Linked DNA regions of Homo sapiens: region 2 is linked to region 1. A link is a loop called in an ENCODE intact Hi-C map of the cell type or tissue named here. Cell type or tissue: ovary. All regions are shown on one strand. Each heading gives the region's core, and the rest is flanking DNA. Links, peaks and the distances in the headings are about the cores only.

The links. Peaks named below come from ENCODE experiments on the same cell type or tissue, not always from the same donor. Only the 100,000 strongest peaks of a DNase experiment are listed, where the experiment ranks them.
Region 2: it touches region 1 in a loop (4-fold over the local background); 3 of 110 quality-filtered maps call a loop at or near these places.

Annotation. Positions count from the first base shown.
Region 1 is chr9:134,289,645-134,297,959 of GRCh38, forward strand. It overlaps LINC02247 (long intergenic non-protein coding RNA 2247), which reads right to left and starts at 5,753. Exons shown (of 2, transcript NR_146518.1): 1 at 5,667-5,753; 2 at 4,287-4,942. RefSeq lists an enhancer at 5,483-6,204. In ovary, for the core only: no CTCF peak of the experiment used is centred there; DNase peaks (open chromatin) are centred at 4,391 and 4,763; H3K4me3 peaks cover 471 bases.
Region 2 is chr9:134,227,518-134,235,832 of GRCh38, forward strand. It overlaps LOC107987039 (a long non-coding RNA gene), which reads right to left and starts at 689. Exons shown (of 3, transcript XR_001746583.1): 1 at 7-689. In ovary, for the core only: no CTCF peak of the experiment used is centred there; DNase peaks (open chromatin) are centred at 3,595, 3,944, 4,277 and 5,634; H3K27ac peaks cover 705 bases.

The DNA of each region.
Region 1 (8,315 bases), core at 143-8,142:
TCCTCCCAAGGGTCCCAAGGGGGGCCACGTGGGTCTGTCTTCTGGATGTGGGGCAGCCTGGCAGTGTGAACACTGTTTCACAGACTGGTGGACGGCTGCTGCATCACCCGAAAGGCGATCCAACAGCCCAGCTGCTAATGGCAGAGAGGAGAATGATGTTATTGCTTTGGGGACAGGGAGGGGGCAGGGTGGGCCTCCGTCTCCCACCCAGTTCCCAGTAAGGGGTGGACAGTTTCTAGAAGAGAGTGGGGTGGGGACGGGATGAAGTATCATTTGTGTGAGCATGTGTGGGGCACATGTGTGTTTGTGGGTGCACACGGATCTGCAGATGTGAGGGAATATGGGGGTGTACACAGCCTGTGGGGTGCACTTTGTGTCCTAGACACTGGTGTGTTACGTGCCCTGGTGCGTCTGAGGCCACCCACAGGCCTGTGCAAATGTGTGCCCAGAAACATACTTGACATATGTGCTCGAGGATTTGCACAAGGACCATGGACTTGAGGGAGTTTGGGGCACAACTAAGCTGGACAGGGAACCCTAGGTCTGTCACAAACAGCCTCTCACCTGAAGATAGTGGACATGGCAGAGCTGCTGTCACTGTCACCTTCACCTTCTGTGAGGACCAGTGCAGAGAGTCCAGCCCATTGCATAGGCTCACAGGCACCGTCGTCAGTGCATGGAGCATGACCCTCGTTCAGCTTCGTCCACCGTAGCTTTGCTTAGGAGCGTGTGCTGGGGTGGCACATTACTCAGGGCTCTTCGGAGAAATGAAGCAATAGGACGTGAGGAGGCTTATTGTAAGGAATTGGCTCACACAATGATGGAGGCTGAGAAGGCCCCACTCTCTGTCTGCACGCTGGAGACCCAGGAAGCCTGCTGGTGGCCTTCGATCAGATCCTGATGGCCCAAGAGCCGGGACCACCAGTGGTGTAAGTCTAAGTCCCTGGGCAGGAGATGACCCATGTCCCATCTCAAGTAGGCAGGACGACAAAGCCCATTCTCCTCTCCTCGGCCTCTGCATTCTATTCAGGTCTTTGCCAAGTCGGGTGAGCCCACCCACAATGGGGGACACCTGCTTTCCTCGGTCCAGCATTCAAATGCTCATCTCCAGAAACACCAGCAAGGACATACCCAGAAATCACTTCAACCAAACATCTGGGCACCCCGTGGCCCAGTCAAGTTGATACGTAAAATTAACCACCCCAGGTGGGTTGGGACACAAACATGTGGCCACTTGTCCCTGCTGGTGTGGGCTTGGGTGTGTGTGTATAGGTGTGTGAGAGCCCCTCAAGTTTCCTGGAGATGGACACATGTCCTCCTACATGCAGTTCTACACATGTGTGCATACCTGTCTCCACTGCAGTGTGACCAGGAGTGTGCGCGTACTCATGAGTACTGCTCTGGGTGGTGTGTTTGCACACTTCCGGGCTTGTACACCACACCTGTGCATGCAGGAGTGTGTGCACACAGGCATGTTTGTGAGGGCCCAGTACAGCATCTCTAGGGACCACCGGTCATTGCTGTGGGTCCTTCCCTCTCAGCCCCAGAAGGTTCACCAGTGGCCCAGACTTCTCTATGCAGGAGACACTGTGTGGACATTGAGGTCCTGGCCTCCCCTGGGGTCTTGCTGGGCCTCAAGGTGCCACTGGGAAAGGGGATCGCAGCCTCAGACAGGAAGGCTCGGCTGGGGTAAGGGGTGTGATGAACTTTGGGATGGCCAAGGGGCTACCAGGGAAGTGCCCTCTCTGCCTGAGACCTCATCACAGAGTGAGTACAGACATGAATAGAATTGGGGTGTCCTGGGGCCTTGGAGCCCTATCCCTAGCCCTCAAGGGAGGGCTGGCAGCCCACGGTGGCCTCCTCCACCCACTGCTGCCCTTCATGGAGGAGTCAATAAAGGCCCTGCCGGGATGGCACCAACATGTTTACTTCCCGCCCATGGTGCTAAATTTGTCCCTGGTGTACAAGGACGCTCAGTCTCATCAAAGGCCAAGAGCCTGCACCTGGAGCTCCTCCCAGCCAGTGCCGCAGCCACGGGGTGGGGCTGGCACCCAAGCCTCTCCTCCCCCAGGGAAAGACCAGAGACAGCCATCACCCCACTGGGCCGAGGCCTGCACGCGGCTGCTCTGGTTCTTTTCTGAGGGCCGGCAGAGGCAGCCGCAGCCTTTTGGAGCCTCTAGCATCAGGCAGGGCTGTGCTGAAATCCAGGATGGGGGCTTTGGGCAGCTTGCTTCACCTCTTGGTGCCTCAGTTTCTCCACCCCTGCCTTGGAGGCTTGAGGACAGGCACCCGTGTCCACGGCGTGGCGGAGCTTGGCCATGGTGTGTGCTCTGTATGAGCGGCCCAGGCTGAGGCTGCTGGGGCTTGGGTGCCTCCAAGTTGCTCCTGGAGAAGGGGCAGGAGGGCAGCCTGGGAGTCCCTTCCACTCTGGGCCTGGGGTTCCTCTGCCAGGGCTGGGGAGGAGTCAGTGAGACGGGGCGGCCACCAGACAAATGCGCAGTGGACAACCGCACGTTGCGTGAATGCGTGAGCTCAGGCTCACCGGGCACCTGTGACAGGCTGGCTGCTGTCGTCCTCGGGACCCAGGCTCCACGTCTCCGTCTGTAGGCTGCCTCATTCCGGCCACCAGGACTCCAATAGTTACATCTGGAGTGCCCCTCCCCACACCCACCGTGAACCGTTCCTGAAATGCAACACTGCCCAGGACACATGTGCAGGTGGAGTGTGGCCAAACCCACGGGCCTGTCCTTGCCTTCTGAGTGTGGACCAGCCAGTGTGGACCGCCCGGATTCCTCCGGGCAAGGTGGCATCCGATGGGGCGCCTCCCTCCATTCCTGCGATGCTGAGCTCCAAGCTCACGCTGTGGATGGAGCTTTGGTGGACACCCCGTCCCCGATGGGGGCTTTGGGCACCTTGGTTTCCCCACCCCTGCCTTCAAGGCCTGGAAGAGACATCTGTGGCCACGGCGTGGTTGGAGCTTGGCTGTGGTGTGTGCTCCGTACCCAGCCCTCCCCTGCAGGACCCAGGGCCATCCCGGTGGGACCCGGGGATGCCCAGAGGGTTGAGGGGCCTGGCTCCAGGTGCCTAAGCCTGAGGCCAGCGTCTGGGACTGGGCCTTTCTGACAGTACAGGCCTCAGCCCCTCAGCACCCCCGCCCTCCCCGGTCCTTGCGGCCCCTCTCCATTTCAGCCCCTGTCCTTGTCACCATCTGGGTCCCTCTCTCTTGCCTACTCCATGTAGGTTACAAGGGCAGGGATCCCGTCTGTGTGGTTCACTGTGGGTCCCCAGCTACTGCAGGTGGCTGCCAAAAACTGGCTAAATGAATGAACGAAGGAAGGAAGGATTAATGGGCATGTCTGAGTCTGGAGCTTGGCTCTCCTGTGCTGTCTCTCAGTTCCCTCTGGGGCCTGACCTTCACCTTCAGCAGAGCAGCAGCTCCGGGTCTCCATGCGGTCACCACTCACCCCTGCGGCTCAGGCCCAGCCACCTCTGGGAAGCACACCCTCACCACCCCGGCAGTCCCAGGCCCTGGTCTCTGCTGCAGGTCGTTCCACCGCCTTGTCCTTGCAGTGCAGGCTGGGGCTCCTGGAGGGGGGACTATCCTTGTGGTTACCTTTGTCTTCATCTCCACTCCCCCCACAAAGCACCTGTGTGAGCCAGGCCTTGGAGGTAGCACGCGGGGAGAAGGGCAGGGCACGAGGTGGCCTGACGCTGCTGGACTCTGAAGTCTGTGCTCACCCCAAACACATGGCCAGGTCTGCAGTAAACCCCGAGGCACCCGAGCTAGAGCAAAGACTGGCAGGGTGGCTTCTGGAGGGGTGAAGCCAACTGGAGCTGGGCCTGGAAGGATAAGGGCGTTCCTAGGGACCCAGATAAAGGGGTTGGGGGAACTTGGGTGCAAAGGCAGGGAGACGGAGGGCTCAGTGACAGCCAGGACCCGGGGGGTGGCTGGGGCAGGCTCTGGCAGCCTCCAAAGCCATGGGAAGGAGCAGATGTCCCCAGGACCCCCACACCTGACGCAGCCGTAAGGGGCTGGTGGAGAGGAACCCTGGCCTCAGCCCCACCCGCAGGGGCTGCTTCTGCCCACGCCCTGCCCCCTCCACAGGCTTCTGTCTCTGCTTCCGTAGACTCTGTTGGCTCAGACTGCAGCCCTCGCCCTGCGCCAACCCCCCCAACCCAAAGTGGAAACAGATGTGTCTGTTCACGCACACGGAAACGCACACACAAGCCGCCTTCACGTCCAAATCCCCATTTCTGGGGAGAAAAATACAAGTGACAATAAGTATAAAGAGACGAAAAAATTTCCATTTCAAACAAGTGAAAGCAGTTTGCACTCCAGTGAGCCCGGGAGGAAGCGAGCAGCTGGCGGGGGAAACAACACAGCGCCAGCTTCCCAGCAAGCCTCCGCGGGGCCTGGTCCTGGCTGGTGCGCGGGTGTGGCCCGGGGGCTGGTCCGGGGCTGTCTCTTGCTCCGTCTGGGCATCACTTTGATTTCCAAGTCAGTTTGCTCCATCCACTGAGCTGGCTCAGGGAGCTCCTGCCGAGTGGGTGGTCCCCTTTCCCGGGCCACCTGTGAGGAATGTGAGTTGGAGGTCGAGTGTGCTGAGGCAGTGACATGGCCTGGGGTCCACACAGATGCCACCAGGCAGCTCGGGCCTCGCCTGGGCGGCTCCTCGGCCTTCCCTGGCCGGCGCACTGCAGCTTTGTCCACCCAGCGCCAGAGAGGGCTCCAGCGGGCGGGGCTGGGGCTGCGCTTTGCATCCGGAACAGACACGCTGCCTGCCTGTGGCCACCTCTCCTTCCCAGCCTGGCCGCAGCTGCGATGAACTCCTGGTGAACGTGGAGGGCTTCATAGGGCTGGCTTCCCCGGAAGCTCTCTGAGGACACTCCTTTCCTCGTGGCACCTCCAGGGGGTCGGGGTGTTTGCTGGGCTCCGCCTGAGCTGATCGGACCACAGTGAAAATGAGTGAGGGCACGGGTGGAACCCAGCAAACACCCCGACCTCCTGGGGGTGCCGCGAGGAAAGGAGTGTACTTGATAGGCCGTGTGCGTAACACGCTCAGGGCGACCTCTGGAACCCTAACCCTGGCTGGAAATGGAGCTTCCGGATGACTCTCGGGATTGTTTTCACAGACACCTGATCCCTGAGGACCTGACCCCTCCAGGTGGAGGCGGGTGACCTGGGTGGAGAGGGCCGGTTTCCACCGTTAGGAAGGGGTGGTCACACGGCGTGAGACGGGCTCGCTCCCCGGCCTTGGTGTGCCCAGAGGTAACTGAGACCACTCTCCAAGTCAGTGGTTCCAAGCAGAGAGGGATTCTCCCAGGGAATCTTTCAGGCAGCCCCAAACGTGGAGCACACAGATGAGGCTCCCCGCAGGTGGGGGTGGTGGGGGGCAGGGCCTTGCCCGGTGCACAGGCCAGCGGTCCACATTAGGGAAGGCAATCTGCTTTACTCTGCCTACTGAAATGTCAGTCTCTTCCAAAAACACCTTGAAGAAACAACCAGGGTAATATCTGACCCAGTATCTGTGCGCTGTGTGGCCTGGACAGGCTGGTTGACGCCTAAAGTGAAGCAACACACTTAGCTTTGCGATTGGATGACACAAACCCTCTCCCCGCCCGAGGCCCTCACCAATGCCGACGCCGCCCCACATCCCATCCCTTACCATCAGACAAGTGATTTTCTGAGGCGGACGATGGTGAAGACTTTGGGGGCCTTTACCTGCCTCTCGTGGCCACTTTTGTGATGCCTCGTAGTCCTCAGCTCCTGAAGACATGAACTCACGCACAGCCCAGGTGACTGACTGAGAGCTCGTTAGGAAGAAATCCTAAATCCCCCGAGGTGCCAGCCAGGAATGCGCCTGCCCCCGTGGGTGGAGAGAGGAGGGAGGTTCCTCGGGAGGGCAGCGTCCTCTGGGGAACGGGTCTGGCAGACACAGTCAGGTGTCCTCTCTGCTCTGCTCCCCTTCTTGCCACGCCCCCGCCGCTGCCCAGTCCGAGTGCCCACACCCAGGACTCCACTGGCCTCCAGCTCCCCTCTATCTCCACCAGCCTCCAGGTCCCCTCTATCTCCACCGGCCTCCAGGTCCCCTCTATCTCCACCGGCCTCCAGCTCTCCTCTATCTCCGCCGGCCTCCAGCTCCCCTCTATCTCCACCGGCCTCCAGCTCCCCTCTATCTCCACCGGCCTCCAGCTCCCCTCTATCTCCACCGGCCTCCAGGGCTTCTTCACACCCGACCATGGCCTGCCTCCCAGTCCTTCCGTGGCTCCACATTGCCCTGGATAAAACCCAGACTCAATGTGACTGACCAGACCCTGTGGGATTCGACTGTGCCCCTCCTGCACCCACTCCAACTCTGCCCACCAGCCAGACAAAGCCACCTGCTGCTTAGGATGGGCAGCGATGGGCAGCGTCCTTTCCAGCCCTTGCACCGGCCATTCCCTCTGCCTGGGATACCCTCCCTGCTCTCCTGACCCCAGTCATCCTTTAGGCTGTTACTGCTTCTGACCTCCCAGGCCTGGTAGGGGCCTTGCTTGGAACTCTTGTTGCCCCTGACACATCACATCCACTTACAAGGACAGGGGTCATATCAAATTAGGCCTCCCCAACACCAGCATGACCTTATTTTAATGAGTCACACCTGCCATGACCCTATTCCCAAATAAGAGCACAGTCTGAGGTGCTGGGGGTAGCGGCTGCAACGTATCTTTTGCCAGGGAGCAAAGGCACCCCCATAACAGGTGGTTTTGAGGGTGAAAGTGCAAATGTTCACAAAAGCATTGCCCTGACCTGGTTCTAGACCTGGGAGGGGGAGCTGGGGGTGTCACCGTGTGGTTCCGCTTCCTGATGGGCCACGTGGCTTCGTCTCCTGGGGGTGGCACTGGGAGACTCCTGGGGAGCACCCACCTCCAGGCAGCTCTGCCTTTTCCCCAGCACCAGGACGCAGACCCCGGCTGCCCATGCGCCACTCCCTACCGGCTGCTGGGACCCATCTCTGATGCTCCATCTTTGCAAAACCAGCAGGACGGTGCCTTGCACCCCTCCCCCGAGGTGCAGCTGGAGTCTGCAGCCCTGCCCTGGGTCTGCAGCCCACCTGGCTTGGCGCTGGACACCGCCTCTGTAAGGAGCTGGGAGGCAGGCACTCCTCTGGTGCTGAGGCTGCTGTGGTATTTGAGGGTGCAAAGGCCGGTGGCGGGGGGGGGGCAGGCCCAGGGGAGGTGCGGTGTCTGCGGGTGCATCTTCTTCCCACAGTCCCCCCACTGAGCTCCGCCTTCCCTGGCCCAGGAGCCATGGCCCCCAAGTCCCTTTCATCTTCCCTGTTCCAGGGCTCGGGGACGAAGGACAAACAAAGGCGTCTGCGGTATCATTTTTCTCCCGGTTCACCCTCTGGCCCACCCTTTTCTTCCTTTTATAATGTATTTTAATAGGGTCGACCAAGACGGATGGCCCCGAACTGGGATGGGCGGCGCCTGTCCCCGCCCGCCCCGGCCCCTGAGCCTGGCACTGTGTGCCTGGAGCCAGGACGGACAAAGCCAGCAGGAGGAGGAGCGCGCGGGGGCTGGAGGCAGGGCGCCCGCTCACTGCCCTGGGGTCTCCTTGAGGACCTGGTCTGTGGCTTCCTGGGGTGCTGGACCCTAATTCCAAACTGCCCCCTGCTCCTGCCTGCCCCAGTAGGGCCCCCCAGCAGTCAAGAAGGCCATATACGGGGCTAGGGAGTCTGGCCCCATGCCCAGCCTTAGTGTGGGAGCCACAGAGGGGACCCCCAAGCCCACCACGTTCCCTGGCTGAGAGGTGGACGGACACACAGCACACCCACACGAGTCTTTGTTCTTTTTAGGATGCATGTGATCTCTTATTTAAGCTGTAGTGGGCTCCTCATCCACTCCTCGTGTTCCTTCCCCATCAACTCAATTATTCACATCCCTGTTAATGACACAGATGTCATTATCCCCATTTCACAGATAAAGAAACTGAGGAGCAGGGATTGAACAGCCGGTGAAAGGCCGAGGCAGCATCCCAGCCCCCAGCCCCTCAGAGGGGCAGCAAGAAGGATTCACCGCACTCTTCAAGTCCAGGGCCTTCAGCCTCCCAGGCCCGAGGGCCTCTGCTGTGCAGTGCTAGGGGCAAGTGGGCCTCCCTGACCCTTGGCTTCTTGGAGTCTTTGGCAGTGTCATGTAACCCCACCCCTCATGGGGAGGCTGAGGCTGGGAAGGACCGGGGACCCGCCCACCACACCTTTGAGTATCAGGAAAATGGGGCTTGAAATGGCGGCTCACGTTTCTGGGCCGACCCTGCCTCTTGCTCCAGGAAAGAA
Region 2 (8,315 bases), core at 19-8,018, 62 kb before region 1:
ACTCACCCTGTGAAAAAAGTCTTGGAGTCTTCCTCGGCCTCTGGGGAGTGGCGTCTCCTCTGGGTCACCTGTGGCGCTGCTCTCTGCCTTTTAGCTGGGTGGCTGTTTGATGGCTAAGAGGTCCTGCCCGCGTGCAGCCACATCAAACCTTAAGCCCAGGGGCACCCTGAAGCACCACACTCTGGGGCAGTGGAAGGCATTCGGTTGCCCAGAGCGTTGGAAGCTGCTCCTGGAGCACCAGCCCTGCGGAGGGAGCTCTGTCAGAGCTTCCCGAGGAAAGGGCCCTGGGGTCCGAGGTCTCAGGAATCCTGGTTCAGGTCCAACCCCATCTTTACCGAGAGACTTCCTGAGCCTTGATTTCGCACCTGCCTGGCCTCCTGCCAAGCCTGCTCAATATGCCTTGTTCTTCAAAATTTTGCCACTCCAGGACTTGTGCCACTCTGCCACTTGGGCAGGGACCCCCTTTGGGTGGGGTTAGCCTATGCCTGCCTTCACCTCCTGCGGGAGAGCAGGCAGGGAGGCCCCGGCTGTCTGGATGGGGGCTGGGAGGGAGAGTCTGGCTGTCCAGCGCTCCGAGGCTCAGCACCGAGACTACACAGCCTGCCTGAGCCTCCCAGCAGCCTGCGAGGTCCGTGCTGCAAGGGTGGGGGCTATACAGAGCAGGACACTGAGGCACACAGAGGTTCCCCCATCCAGGCGACTGCAGCCTCTCCCCAGCCTGGCCCTTCGCAGCCTTACTTACGGCCGCGGGCTGGAAGAGGGACAAACATGTACTTCCCACTCCCGCCCCCGGGTCTTGCGGCCTCTCTGGTGGCCTCTTTCCTTGATGGCCTGGGTCACCCCACCCCCTGCCCTTGGCTGCTCTGTCTTTGGGATGCCACTGGGTCCTGGGAGGGCCGTTCTGTTGTCGCCTCCCACCTCGCCCCTCTGGCTCAGCGCTCTCATTCTCCTCTCTCTCCCTCAGCAGCCCCCTGGGGGTCTTTGCCTAGAGAAATTTCCCCAGGATCCATCCACGCGTCAGTGTTCATTCTCATAGGCCCTGGCATCTGAGCACCCTACCCTTCTCCCCGCGGGTCCACCGCCTGAGCAAGGCCCGCCTTCTATAAGGCAAGGGTTCTGCTGGGTATTTGAGGCAAGGGGTGGGGGTTGCTGGAGTCCCACCCCGGGATGCTGGGGCCCCCTCCCCAAAGGGAGCACCTTCTCCTCCCTCTGCAGGGCGAATGCATGGCTTTGGGGAGGGACGCCAGCCTCACAAAGTCCTTCATGTCCAGTGTAATGGCTGAGGAGTTGACCACCCTGCCGGGGCCTTCTGAGGACGGGTGGGGCAGGACCTGGGGCTGTGCCCTGAGGCAGAAGGAACCCCTCTCACAGGTGCAGAGGGAGGAGCTCAGGTGCCGGCTGGGCCTGGCCAATGCCCACCCTGCCTCCTGTGCATGCCCAAGCACACCCCTGGCTCTCTGGCCGAACCCACCTCCCCTCTCCCTGCCACTCCACGCTGGGTCCCTGTCCCCCTTCCTCCTTTCTCCCCTTTTGTGGGGGGTTTAGCTGAGTCTTTGTCCCTGAGATTTAGCTCTTGGGACCCTGGGTTCAAAGCCCTGTCCCTTTACTGACTGTGTGACCTTGGATGAGTTTAGGTGACCTCACCTGGTGTCGTGGGGCCCAGCTCCTGGGCGATGGGGTCTGTGGCACCCAGCGACGGTAGGTCTAGGGTGCTGTGCAAGCACTGTGGGCTGAGGGACGGAGGGACAGCCAGTCCTGTCCTGTGAACACCTGGTCTGTGGGAGGAAGATGGTGTGGGCCAGGGGTTGGGTCCTACTGCTGTCTGGTTGGCATGGCTGTGCCACTTTCTCATCTCGTGGCTTCAGCCCACCCCCCACCGGCTGGAACAAGGCTCTCGTTGCCTTTTGGGAAGAGAGGTGCCCAGGTGTTAGGCCTCTGAGGGCCAGGACAGCGCTGGACACATGAAAGGGTCCTTACTGCATTCCTACCACCCGCAGTCCACCCAAGGCTTAGGACTTGGGGACAGGTCAGGGCACACCCCCCAACCCCAGGCCTTTTGGTGCTTTAAGTGGGCTGGGGCTGCTAGAACCCAAACCGCAGTGCCTCCCTCTCTCACTGGCCACTTTAGAAAGTGGATTTATTGGCCTTGTGGTTTCTGAGCGGTTTTGGCTCACAGGTGCCCAGAGCTCAGCCCGGCTGTGGAGTCCCCCGCCAGTCGCTGGGAGCCAGAGGGGTGGACAGCCTGGCAATCCTAACACTGGCTGGCCCTGGCTCGACACCCAGTTCCCAGCTGGGCCTCTGACTGGGCCGTGTCCCGCTGCAGCCAGGTGGGAGGATGCTCCTGTGCCCCCAGGGGCTGCCCCCGACGGTTCGGCTGGGGTCCTGGGGTTGGCTGTTCCAGTGCCCTCTGGCTCGCGGCAGCCCCAAAGCCAGAGCCCGCTACTGGTTATAAGCTCAGACGTGGGGAGGCGTCTACCCCATGTAGGGAGCGGCGGGCCGTTGGGGGCCAGGGCTCTGCCCTTCCCAGCTAGATCCGCCTCTTCCCAACCACGAAGGCAGGGCAGGGCCTAGGTCAGGACAGGCAAAAATGGGGGCATCCTGCTCTGCAGCTTCCCACCTGCCACCTTGGAGGGACACCCTCTCTCTAGGGTTCGGTCTTCTCCTGCCTCATAGGGTCCATTCGGTCACTCACCAGGCATTAACTGGGCACCTACTGTGTGCTTGGTGCAGCTCCAGTCCCAGTTCTTGTTGGTCCAGTCCCCACTCCACCTCTCACTTTACCTCCTGCCATGCTTCTCCCTCTGGGGAGCCTTCCTGTCCTCCCCACCCCGAGTCGGGCCCAATGTTCTGCTGTGGCTCCCTGGTCATGCGTGTGTTTCTCCCCGCAGCTCGACACCTCCCAGGTGTCTAGGCAGGTCCTGGTCTGCCCGTCCCTGGGCGAGGGCCATTTCCACGCGGGGTGCTGCCTCCGAGGCTCATGGGTGTTGCTGGGTGAATGATGGTGGGCTTAGGGCCAGGGGGACTCGAGGAGGTTGGCAGGGTGAACCTGATGCCCCTGCTGATGCCATAGATGCGGGCAGTGCCAGGCACCTTGCCTGGCGGCACAGACTCTGGGAGGGGAGGCCACCCAACAGCTGGCGACACTGGGCCTTGGAGGGTAGAGCCACTCGCCAGATCGACAGAGGGTGCCGGGGCTGATCTGGCCTCGGGACTGGTCCCTGTCACTAAGGCTGGCCTTGGCATCTGTGCTGCATGGAGGCCACACCTCCCCAGTGCCTGGCCGATCCCCAGGGGAGCTCCGTGTGCCCTCAGCACCATCATTACGGGGTGGAGTGGTCCTAGAGGAGCTAAGGACCGCCCCGTGATGAGGTTCTGCCCTCAAAGCGTGCTGCTCGCCAGGCTCCGTGCAGCTGTGTAGATGAGGGTCCCATTCTCCACTGACCCTTTGGTAGCTCTCTGCAGAGCTGGGCTCCCGGCTCCTTCCTATCCTTGGGGGTGCTCGGCAGCCCCGGCTGAGAATGACGTTAATCAGGGTTTCCTCCTGGCTGGTTCCAGGAAGATTCAGGGTGAGGAGGGAGGGGCTGTATCCGCACTCAGGAGCCCTGCGTCTGTGCAGACAACCTGCAGACACAGGCGGACCTGGGGCCCTTCCACAGCGTGCACACACGTGCGCCCGCAGACACCACATCTGCCCATGGAGGCCATGGTATGGGGCACACATGCCGGTGGGGCTGTGGGCAGCCTGCGTGCCCCCTGTTGCCGCCCCCCACCCTGGCAGCTGGGAGCCTCCTTTTGCAACTCTCACATTTATTTTACAGTGCTCTGCATCGGCAGAAGCTTTCAAAACACTTTCTGCTTGTTTACCGAGCTGTGCAAGAACATTTTGTCTCCACTCCAACTTAGCCTTCCTTCCAGAAGGATCAGGAACGTGCCCATCTCCAAGCGGCGCCAGCAGTGGCCCCAGCTTCTTAAAGGGCCAGCTGGGCTCACCTCAGAGGGGGCAGTGGGGGCTTGGACAGAGGCCAACAGGCCGGTCTCTTGCCACCCTCAGGGACTGCCGGCCGCTGACACTGGGCTCCCGGTGAAATGAAGCGTTAAAGGGTTGGAGGCTGGGAACCAGCGCTGGGGTGACTGGACAGGCTGCCTTTCACCCTGGCAGAATGCTGAGGGGATTGCAGAGAGGACAGCCTCGAGTTACTACCTTGTAACCTCAATTTGGCAAGATTGCCCTGCCCGGGTACCCTCCGCTTGGCTGCTCCCTGAAGCAGGGCCAGGGTTATGGGGGCAGTGGGGACTTCTTTACTGTTCCCATCTGCTGAAGGCCTGGGCTGCGGGACAGGCCCCTGCACACGGGGCTCATGAGGCAAACCCCGGCTGCTCCCCAGGTGACCTCCGCTTTGGCAAGGGCCAGCTGACCCCCCTGTCCCCAGGGCCAGCACAAGTTCTGTCCTGCAGCAGGGCCTCAGTGGAGGTGGTGGAGGGAACATCTCAAGGGGCTGGGCCTGGCTGCCTGACCCTGCGTGCTGGGGGTTCCGGCTTCCCCGGGAAGGCAGAGCTGCTGGGTGGGGAGGGGCTGCCTGCCTGAGACCCAGTTCCCCTCCTGCCCTCCCCTGGGGCTGTTGGTAATTTGTTGGAAATTTGGAGAAGCGACCTTTGTCTTGGCTGTCTCACATGGCATCATCCTGGAGCCCCTTCCCCTGCCCAGCGATCCCCCACCCCCCTCCAGTTTCCAGCCTTGACAATGGCCTGTCTTGACCCCCAGTGCTGCTCACCAGCAACGCCATCGAGAGCCCCAGACCTTTCCCTTCACCCCCTCCTGCTCCCCCGGGCCCTGCTGCCTCCTGAGCTCATGGCCCATTTGGACACTAGCTTTGTGGATGCAGCTCCACCGCAGTTGATATTAAGGAAATGAATATTGAATTCACCATGGTCCTCCAAAGTCTGAGGAGGTTTTTCAGGGAAACACACATATCCCAGGAAGACACGTAGGAGATGGAAAAGTAGAGCCAACCCCAGAGGGCAGGATTAGGTGAGGAAACAAGCAGCCGTGACCATGTGGTTGGACTTGAGTGCAATGTTGAGCTTCCTGGCAGCCAGGGCAAAAAGGGAAATGTGACTGGAGAGGGGCTCTCTCTGTTCATGAGAGGTCTTTTATGACATTATTTGTCAGAGGATCCTTAACTCCGGGCCTGGAGGAGCACGTAGTACGAGGCAGACGCAGACCAGATTCCTCCTGGGGCTCTTGCTCCTAGAGCAGTTGTGAGTGGGGCTGCCCTCGCTTGAGGGTTCAAGCTGTGAGGATTTGCCATCGGCAGGGGAGGAGGCTCTGCGGGGTTGAGGGTCCCTGAAGCCACAGAGCCTGGGTGTGGTGAGCCCCTGCATGTGTGAGCGGATTCACAGTGGTCACTGTGCTCTGGCCCCCCAGGGGCTACTCAAGGACCCCTGGACCTCTCTATGAGATGAGAGCTGGGAAGGCAGTTGGCAGACTAGCTTCGGGCCCTGCCTGGCCACCTGACCACCGTGAGGACTTGGGTGGGTTCCGCCCCTTCTGGGCTCCTGAGTCTCTCACCCCTGACCCACACTGTGAAATAGGAAGGGCAACCCATGCCGACTCTGGCCCTGCTCCCTGCCAGTTTGTGCCCGGGAAACAGGGCACTGCCTGGTCTCGTGGCTTCCTGCCCCTGCCCACGGCCACGGCCGCCTCTCACATCCTGGCACTCCGCCTCGGGCTGAAGGCAGACTTCGCTGTTCCAGAGTTGCTTAAGTAGAAAGTAACCGGCCCAGGTGTCAGCATCTTGTTAACCTCCTTCAGCCCAGGCTGTGACACTGGGAGACACAGGGCCCAGACACCAGAATGGGCAGAGAACCGGTTCCTGGAAGCGGGGAGGGCCCCAGGCCCGCCGTCCTCACCCCCACAGGGTGCCACCAGAAGCCCACCCTGGCAGCTGCCCTGGCTCTCCACCCACCTCTGCGGCCCCCACTCCGGTGCAGCCCATTCCTCAGCAGGATGGGATCGCTGTGTCTCTAGGGCCTCCAGACCCTCCTCTGAGGCAGAGCTGTGTGATTCCTCCCTTTCTCCTGGCACTTCCAGCCTTAATGGTTTTGAAAGATCCCATTTCTCCCGCCTGCCGCCACCCGTCAGGAGCCTTTCCTCTCGCTACCTCCTGTGCGTTTTCTCTTCTAGAAAGTCCCTGTGGGCAAGGTGCGGCGGCTGTGACCCAAGCAGGTGAGGGTGGCTCCAGAACACCCCAAGTCCCTCTCTCTGCCCTCAGATATGAGCCAGGGTCTGGGCTGGGCCAAGCTTCCAGCTCCCCAGCTGCAGCCAGGCTGGCCTGACCTGTGGCCCTGTAAGGCCTCTGGGACCTCCACTGTGCCCAGGAATTGGGTCTTCCCTGTCCATTCACAACCAGCCGCCAACACACAGGCCTCAGCCCTCCTGCCTCCTCCTGGAGAGTGTGGCCGGGCTCCCCACCTGTCCTGAGAGCAGGGGCTGCCCTGCCCTCCTCCAGAGCCCAACTGTGTGGACCTCAGGGTGGATGCTTCAGGCAGAACACCTGCAGGGGGCCAAAGGCACAACATCAGCACAGCCTGTTGGGAACGGAGCCCTCGGTGGTGCGCACAGGCCGGGGTCCCCTTTCCCTGGGCTGCAGCCTCCAGGGGCGGGTGGCCATGGGATGCAGCAGAGCTCAACACGGCTGAGCCCATAGCTTTGAGTCAGTGCCTGTGCAGGCCTGGACAGGTGACTGGCCCCGCGCCTGGGCTTCCCCGCTGGAAACGGAACGGAGGTCTGCCCAGTGGCTTGCAGGTGACTGTCAGACGCTGGCAGGTGGCCCTGGCTGGGATGCTGAGGTCCGGAGCAAGCTCATAGATTCCTTTGGGGCCTGGAGCAAATCAGAAAAGCAGGAGCCCTCACCTCCGCCACACACTTCTCAAGGAGTGGAGTGGGCGCGCTTCCAGAGCCCGGGCTGCTGCAGGCTACTGGAGAGGGGCTTGCTCCATCCCCTCTGGCCCAGCTGTGGAGGATGCATTAGGAGGAAGCATCGACTCTTCCTTAGGCCTGGAGTCACCTCCCTGTCCTCCTCGGCTCTCCTTGGATGACAGGTCAACTCCTGGCACCCTCTCGCCTCCGGCTTCCTCTCCTCCTGCCCTTCCCTACACGGCAGCCAGAAGGATCTTTCTAGAACACAAATCTGATCACGCTGCTTAGGACGGCGTTGCCTCCCATGCCTCTGCATGGCCATCCAGAGAATGAGTCCCCGGGAGACCCCACGTCGTCCCTCTTCCCGCCATACCCTTGGCCCTGCCGCCCACCCCTCTGCACCTTGGCATACACACCCCTGTCCTCTGGTGCCCCTCCTCCCCTTCCTGTCCAGCACGCCCGCCTTCTCCAAGTGCAGCTCTGATGTTGCCTCCCTCTGGAAGCCTCCTGGGGTCCCTCCCTGACACAGGGGCAGGCCCTCCCCCTGCCAGTAGCGGCTATGGAGTCCCAGAGGCGCTGTGGGACTGTGCTTTGACTCCCCCCACTGTGAGCTGAGAGCCCCCGAGGAACCAAGCCTTAGCCCAGGGTGTCCTGGGCCAGGCAGGGGCTGTCAGGCTGCCGGGCCCTCGGTGCCAGTCTCTTGTGGCTGGCACTGCCATGGATGGCCAGGGCGGGCACCCACCTTCCCAGTGTCTGGGGTCACGCGTGGCCCATCTCAGAGGACTTCACCCCCCCACCCCCCGTGAATGTCTATTTCCGTTTCCATGGCAGTGCCCTGGGAGCCAGGGCTCCTGCTCCTGGGCTGTACTTTTCCTCGTTGCTGCCTCTTGTCCTGCTGCCCTGCTGCCTCCACTGTGCCCTTGAGGGTCTGGGACGCCCTTGAGCCCCAAAAGATGGGGCGCTGTGGAAAATCCACACGGTCATGCCTGGGGCTTCCCTGCCTCTCTTTTCCTGGCTACACAATGCCCTGGAACTGCAGCCCTGTTCTCCCTGCAACCCCCACCCAGTGAAGCCTCACCCCTCCCCACCGCCCCTCCTCTATCCCGACCCTGCCTGGTGCTCTGGACCGGCCGAGTCTGCGCCTGGCCCTGGACCAGTGGGCCTGGCTTGAAAGCGACGTGGCCGTCTGGGCCTGGGCCGGGGAGCAATATGATTTCCAGCCGGCCTTGGTACTGCTAGGCGGGGGCAGGAGGAGGTGTGAGGGTGGGGTGCCCAGAGGGGGTGGGGGGCAGCGCTCTGTGCAATGCCAACAGAGACGGTTTCACATTTATTTGGTTTCCAAATCACAGAGTCACTGAGGTGGAGGAAACCCGTTTGTGGTGAGTTGACAGGAGTC